Regions from separate parts of the Homo sapiens genome. Here region 2 is linked to region 1. The links are chromatin loops, found by intact Hi-C in ENCODE. Cell type or tissue: ascending aorta. All regions are shown on one strand.

What was found. Peaks named below come from ENCODE experiments on the same cell type or tissue, not always from the same donor. Only the 100,000 strongest peaks of a DNase experiment are listed, where the experiment ranks them.
Region 2: a loop joins it to region 1, with 1.9 times the contacts of the local background. A loop is called at or near these places in 1 of 110 quality-filtered maps.

What each region holds. Positions count from the first base shown.
Region 1 is chr5:55,436,376-55,440,375 of GRCh38, reverse strand. The region is part of intron 4 of PLPP1 (phospholipid phosphatase 1); the gene reads left to right. Among named protein-coding and RNA genes, the nearest start is that of MIR5687, 71 kb to the left of the region's middle. RefSeq lists an enhancer at 1,412-2,239. In ascending aorta, no CTCF peak of the experiment used is centred here; DNase peaks (open chromatin) are centred at 1,095, 1,765 and 3,352; H3K27ac peaks cover 4,000 bases.
Region 2 is chr5:55,663,056-55,667,055 of GRCh38, reverse strand. SLC38A9 (solute carrier family 38 member 9) reads left to right here. Exons shown (of 16, transcript NM_173514.4): 8 at 2,193-2,363. Among named protein-coding and RNA genes, the nearest start is that of SLC38A9, 47 kb to the left of the region's middle. In ascending aorta, no CTCF peak of the experiment used is centred here; a DNase peak (open chromatin) is centred at 1,775; H3K27ac peaks cover 1,244 bases.

The DNA.
Region 1 (4,000 bases):
ACCCGGAAGGCTGAGCAATAGCTAGAGCCGTTACTATCCTGAGAGCTCTTCCCAGAGCATGGGCCTGTGACTGGACTGAAGGGCGTTTGAATGTGTGGGCGTGCTTTGTATGCCCTGGGCTAGACCTCACTAGGTCTAGCTTTTGTCTCACTAGCTATTGTGGTTTGTTTTTCGCTCACCTGTCTGTGTTAGTGTCCAAGTCCCTCTTTATGAGAAATCTAGAAATCTGAGTTTTGATTGATCTTGATGATGATTTGCATTTTACACTACTTTTATTTTTGACTAAATTTCCATGAAAAGATGAGGGATGACTGCCACTGTTTTACAAGTGAGGGAATAGGCACCTTGGGAGGGGGCTGCTGAGTTCTGTGAGCTCTGTGGGGTTTCTTGATAATCAGGATCCCATGCTGTATTGATTGATTGATTACTTGGTCTGAACCCTAGTCCATTTATTTTGAAGGTCAGCTCATGCAGATCTCTGGAAGTAAAATGGCATTCTGGAAGTGACTGACACATAACTTTGACCCACTGTTTGTAATTTTAAAGAAAATTCTCAGCTATAACATATTCCATACTTCATCATTTTCTGCTCTTCTTCCTTGACCCTTCTCAAAACACCCATTAACGTCTGTGTAATTGGTCAAATAGTAACTTGTACTGAGGGCTGTTTTGTGAAAGATTAAAATTACTATAGAGAGGATGACATTGATATAATAGAGGGCCTCAGTGGCAGGCCTGCTCAGTGGACATGCAGCCACATATGAAGGATATCAACTCGGGAAAATGATGTCAACCATAGTGTGGTAATTGGGTCAGTTTGAACCAACTGTGTTAAAAGAACAACTTTAGATAAATTTAAGGGTGTCACTGGGCAAGGAAGAAACGACTTTCAAATTGGGCAGCCCTCAGAGTCACTGCAGATTCAGAATGACTCCACTGCTTCTAAGTGGTCAGGGAGAATTTATGGACAGAAAAAGGAAAGTGAGTACAGAAAATGGAAGCGAGGTGCAGAAACTGCCGGATTGGTTACAGCTCGGCCTTGGAGCTTTATTTGAGCGTGGTTTGAATGGCTGTGAGTGGTTGAAATATGGCTGCAGGGACTGGCTGAGACTCAGCTGCTGTTACAGAAGCACATTCCTGAGTCAGGCTCCCAGTTTGCTTACTTACCAAATTAGGTTGTTCTTTGTACAGAAGAACTCAAGTATGTGAGCAGGGGGTTTTCAGGACAGATTTTAGTTTGATTTAACAGATGTAAAGTTATAATGGCAAAAAAAGAAGCCTAGATAAATAGATTTGTTGTAGACCAAGACCTTTCTGGAGAAGAAAGCAGGCCAGAGCAACCATGCACTGCATTTTACTGACTCTAGGTAGTGGAAATATTTGCTTGATGTGGATGTAGGCCCCAGCTTTTATTTCAGCCCTGAATACACAGATCCTTGCTTTTTACATTTATGTACAACTTTTTTTTTTTTTTTTAGACGGAGTCTTGCTCTCTCACCCAGGCTGGAGTGCAGTGGCGCGATCTCGGCTCACTGCAAGCTCCACCTCCCGGGTTCACGCCATTCTCCTGCCTCAGCCTCCAGAGTAGCTGGGACTACAGGCGCCCGCCACCACGCCCGGCTAATTTTTTGTATCTTTAGTAGAGACAGGGTTTTACCGTGTTAGCCAGGATGGTCCCAATCTCCTGACCTCGTGATCCGCCTGCCTCGGGCTCCCAGTGTGTTGGGATTACAGGCGTGAGCCACCGCGCCTGGCCTATGTACAACATTTAACCTCTAAGCCCCACCCCCGAATTCCTTGAGCAATGACTCATCTTGTTTCTCTGGGCACCTTGGCTTCATGAGTCAGTCTCAGATTTGGGTAGAGACGTAGTCATTTAAATCCTCTCCTAGGACAGTCTTTGATAGCCAAAACTTCTCTGTCAATTCCTGACACCCAGAAATTAACTTCTAGTTAAAAATGGCTCTTAAAACACCCTGACCATTGTTCTTCTCTGGCAGCCAGTGCAGCCCTGCACACTTAACTGTGCCAAGAGAGTGTCAGCATCAGTGAAAACCTCCCAGGCCTGCGGGAGCTCAGGGCAGGGCTGCTTTGCACATAGCCAGTTTATATGCTTAGTGACTCCCCGTGAACTTGGCTGAATGCCAGAGATTCCAAATTTATTTGATTATTCAGGAGAACAGCCATGGTATGAGTCTGTATTTTCTTTCAATACAGTGAGGAGTGTTAAAATACTTTTCCTGAGACCCTTCTATTGAGGCTGTAACCCCAGATTGTTTATATCACCGCCTGTTATGAAATTCCTGTATCTATGCTTCAGCCAGACTCTCCTCCTGCCACAAAATGCCTCTTATCTGGGCCTTGCCCCTGCCCTGTGTTTAGACAGTGCTGCCCACCTATCTAAATCCACTCAGACTCTTTCATACTATCCACTTTCCTTAAGATTCATATAATCCCTCATTTAGCATTCACTGTATACCTCCTAGCATTGTTGATACTTCGTGATGTTTTCCAAACTTGATTATTGCTGAACATTGGGCAAATGATGAACAACTCATGGCCCATAGCCTACGAACCTTGTCTGATTTTGAGGTGGGATTTAAGATCTAAATTTAGTGCCTCAGTGAATCCTAAAAATGGTGAAATTAAAACCCAAAGAAGACTAAACTGAGGCCTGCTTTCCAGTGTTCTTCTGGACAGATCTGTCATCAAATGTAGGTGGAGCAATCAATTTGGCTTGCCTGGCTAGTCATAAAAGCACTATTTCAAAATAAGTAGACCAAGGTATATTTCTTTGCATTGAGCCTGCTGTTGTTAGTCTAGTTCTGGGGTTGGTATTTTTTTTTTTTTCAGTGAAAGGTCAGATAATAAATATTTAGGCTTTGTAGGTCACATATTCTTTTTTGAAAAAACAAACAAAAAAAACTCCTTAAAAATGTTCTTAGCTTGCAAGCCAACCCCTTGACTCTAGTTTAAAATGGAAAAAAAAAAGTTCTTACTTTATTAACAATAGAATATTCAGAGGCTATGAGACAATAACAACATTTTACAGTTAAGAAGTGTTAACAAGATTAGTCAAGGAAAGGCAAAATCAAAACAGCTTCAAAAAATATCTCGTTCAACGATTATTTATTTTAAAGGTGAGATATTCTAATTAGATCCTTTAATGGAAGTTAAATGTTTCAGAAATTTCAACCAAAAATGGTTATATATCCTTCCTGTCTTAGTTTGGGCTGCTATAACCAATTGCAGCAGACTGGGTGGTTTATAAAAAACAAATTTCTCAGTCTGGAAGCTGGAAGTCTAAGATTAGGGTGCCAGCATGGTTGGGTAATGGTGGGGCCTTCTTCCAGGTTGTAGAATGTCCTCACACAGTGGAAGGGGCAAGGGAGCTCCCCTGGATCTCTTATTAGGTCATTAATCCCTTTCATGAGGGTTAACCCCTTATGACCTAATCACCCACAAAAGTCCTATTTTCCTAATCCCATTGCCTTGTGGGGGTTAGGCATTCAGTATACAAATTTTGGGGTAACACAAATATCCAGGCAATAGCACCACCCTTCAGTGATAATGAAAGAATGCCTAAGTAGTATCACAGATGTTGAATTTTCTAGTTTCTTTTAATATTAATTTTTAAACAAAAGAAAAAATGGGCATACCTTGTAATTTGTTCCTGATGTGGCTCTGTGTAATGAAGAGTCTTCCGTTTGTTTTGACCAGGTCTTCTTTGTGCACTTTATAAAACTATCATGAGGCTCTTCACAAGCGGAGCCACACGTTTTGGAGTGTTGGTTTATTAGTCTGTTTTCATGCTGCCGATAAAGACATACCCAAGGCTGGGCAGTTTACACAAGAAAGAGGTTTAATTGGACTCCCAGTTCCCCGTGGCTTAGGAGGCCTTACAAGCATGGCGGAAGGCAAGAAGGAGCAAGTTACATCTTACGTGGATGGCGGCAGGCAGAGAGAGCTTGTGCAGGGAAACTCCACCTTATAAAGCCAT
Region 2 (4,000 bases), 230 kb before region 1:
GCCTGGTTAATTTTTGTATTTTTTGTATTTTTATTTTTTTTGAGACGGAGTCTCACTCTGTCACCCAGGCTGGAGTGCAGTGGCGCGATCTCAGCTTACTGCAAACTTGGCCTCCCAGGTTCACGCCATTCTCCTGCCTCAGCCTCCCGAGTAGCTGGAACTACAGGCACCCACCACCACGCCCGGCTAATTTTTTGTATTTTTAGTAGAGACGGGATTTCACTGTGGTCTCGATCTCCTGACTTCGTGATCCATCCGCCTCGGCCTCCCAAAGTGCTGGGATTACAGGCGTGAGCCACTGTGCCTGGCAATTTTTGTATTTTTTGTAGAGATGGTGTTTCGCCATGTTGGCCAGGCTGGTCTCGAACTTCTGACCTCAAGTTGATCCACCTGCCTCAGCCTCCCGAAGTGCTGGGATTACAGGCATGAGCCACCGTGCCCAGCCGAAACAGTTATTCTTGATAGTGATATTGTCCTCATGTTCTTTATCTAGATGTGAATTCTCATATTCTAATGTCCCCAACTTTTCAGGCTTATGACTGCTTTCTGCCATGTACTAGCTGCCATATTTTGCTTCAAAGGTGGCAGAACTTCAGTTTTTCTGTATTCATCAAACATAATTATTTCAAAGTAGTTCAAAGCATGGGATCATAGAGGAAAAAAGACTGTAAAATTATCCTTTGATGACAATTAAAATACTCTTTCATAGGTTATACTTATCTATATTCTTTCTTGAACATTGAAATGTAAAACAAAAAGTTTATATTACTAATATAATAATCCTATCATGGAAAAGCAAATGGTTTTAGTTTTTTGTTTTCTTATGTAAATTTCTATCCTAAATGATAGGAATCTCTAAATACATGCTTTTTAAAGTTAATCATATTGTATTTTAGTTGTCTTCTACTTTATCACCTATTTTTTAGTACATGTTATGTTTCTACGATCACCATTTGTGTCTCTTAATGATTGTATACAGTTGCACACGGCAGCTCTATTGTATTTGCATAATCATTGCCCTAGGTCTTATGTTAAAGTCATTGCTAGTTTTTGCTATTCTAAAGAATACTCTTCTAAAAATATTTTATATATACTTTCTGTATTCTTTTAAATTACTTTCTTTTTGGTGCAGTGGTGGGATCATGGTTCACTGCAGCCTCAACCTCCTGGTCTCAAGGGATCCTCCCACCTCAGCCTCCTGAGTAGCTGGTACTACAGGTGCACGCTGTCACGCCTGGCTAATTTTTGTATTTTTTTAAATATGGGGTTTTGCCATGTTGCTCAGGCTGGTCTCCAACTCTTAGGCTTAAGCATTCTGCCCACCTCAGCCTCCCAAAGTGCTAGGATTACAGACCTGAGCCACCATGCCCAGCCCTGTTTGTCTTTTTCATTGTAATTTGTTTCTTCGGTTGCTAGAAGATAAACTTTCATGTTCTATTTCTACATTATGTTTTCTAACTTTTTTATTATTTGATTTCTTTCTTTTGTTTTTTTTCTTTTTTTTTTTTTGAGATGGAGTCTCACTTTGTCATCTAGGCTGGAGTGCAGTGGCATGATCTCAGCTCATTGCAACCTCTGCCTCCCAGGTTCAAACAATTCTCATGCCTCAGCCTCCAGAGTAGCTGGGACTACAGGCGCGCCACTATGCCCAGCTAATTTTTTTGTATTTTTTGATAGATATGGGGTTTCACCATGTTGGCCAGGCTGATCTCAAACTCCTGACCTCAAGTGATCTGCGTGCCTCGGCCTCCCAACGTGCTGGGATTACAGACATGAGCTGTCGTGCCCGGCCTGTTTGACTCAATTTTCTGAAATTTATATTGGCATGTGGTAGAAAGTGTGACTCAAGAAACTTTCCGCAATGTTGTTATCTGAATATGCCAAATATTAAGTAATATTTTCTGGCCCTTACTGATGCATTTGTCTAACCTTAGTTTATCACTTGCTTTTATGAATTATAAAATGTTATGATACTATAATCTGTTTCTCAGGTTATCTGTACTATTTTATCTACATTTCTTTTATTTTTCTATAATGTTTTAATTTTATTATCTTATAATATATTCTAATGTCTAGCGATAGAATACCCATAATCTTTCGCCAAATATTTTGAGTTTATTTGGGGAACACAAATTATGAATATGGAATATATGTTCAACATTTAGTTTTATTCTTTCTCTTATTTTATCTAGTTTCGTTGGATACCACTAGCTGGGAATATCCAGATGTCTGCAGACATTATTTCGGCTCCTTTGGGCAGTGGTCGAGTCTCCTTTTCTCCTTGGTGTCTCTCATTGGAGCAATGATAGTTTATTGGGTGCTTATGTCAAATTTTCTTTTTAATACTGGAAAGTTTATTTTTAGTAAGTATCTATATCATATGCTTTTAACACAGTACTTTCAAATACTATTACCACTGTAATGTTAGTTCTAGCCTTAAATTCTAGGACTTGGGATAAATAAAATAAGAAGTAACATATATAATTTTGGAAAATATATTTTATTCAGTTGGCTTTCTGTGGTTGTGCTCTCAAATATAGTGTATGCTTATTTCCAAACATTAATCTTTGAAGGAATAATATTCCTCCAAAATCTTTAGTTAAAATAAAATATGTCTATAATCCAACAGATCTTTTAAGTTTGTTTCACTAAAGAATTTGGTATGTAGACTCTAGGGAAAACAAATTTCAGCCACTTATTTTCAACATGTTAGGATATAAGATTAGGAAGTCAAAGAATAATGGAATTTATGTGATAAATATATTATTAATATTTACATATCACAGAATTATAATTTACCCAAATCAGCTACTTAAATTCTGAGGAGAGTCTTAGAAATCAGTCCAAATACTTCTTATAATTTTTTTTAGGTTAGATAGAGGAAGTTCATTTTTTTAATTAATGAATTTTTTTTTCTTTTTTTGAGACAGGGCCTTGCTATGTTGCCCTGGCTGGTCTCAAACTCCTGGGCTCAAGTGATCCTCCCACCTCAGCCTCCTGGTTACAGACTCACGCCACTGTACCGAGCTGGAAGTTTATTGTAAAAGATACCAAACCTTTTTCTGTATAAAGGTTTTACTAAAGTTTTCACTAAACCTAAAGTTTAATATATGTTTAGCAGCTTTAAATAAAGCATATATTTAAAATCTGGATTTACGTGAAAACCAAATTTCAAAGTAAGTCCTAACATAATCACAACAGCTAATTTCCCTAAGAGCCTTTGAATGAGGGAGATAAATTCTATTTCATTTTAAACATTAAAGAATAAAATTAGCTTTATAATTTTTATTGCCAAGCATTTTTATTTTTTGAGAGGTTTTTTGGAGACAGAGTCTTGCTCTGTCACCCAGGCTGGAGTGCTGTGGCGCGATCTCGGATCACTGCAACATCCACCTCCCAGGTTCAAGTGATTCTCCTGCTTCGGCCTTCCGAGTAGCTGGGATTACAGGCACCCGCGGTAACACTCAGCTAATTTTTGTATTTTTAGAGATGGGGTTTTACCATGTTGGCCAGGCTGTTCTCGATCTCCTGACCTCAAGTGATCCTCCCACCTCGGCCTCCCAAAGTGCTGGGATTACAGGCATGAGCCACCGCACCTGGCCCCAAGCATCTTTATTGTTTAAAAAACTATGAAATATTTCAAACTACAAAAAATGCAAAAGCTAATATAAATACCAGTATACTGACTAATGAGTTTTTGTGTCTCATTTTGTCATATTTTTATTAGATCTCCTTTTTTTTTTTTTTTTTTTTTTTTTTGTAGAGACAGAGTATCAGTATGTTGCCCAGACTAGTTTCTACCTCCTGGCCTCAAGCGATTCTCCCACCTCAGCTTGCTAAGAGGCTTGAATTATAGGCACAGGCCAGGCACGGTGGCCCACGCCTGTAATCGCAGCACTTTGGGAGGACGAGGCTGGTGGAACATCTGAACTCAGGAGTTCAAGACCAGCCCGGCCAACATGGTGAAACCCTGTGTCTACTAAAAATACAAAAATTAGCT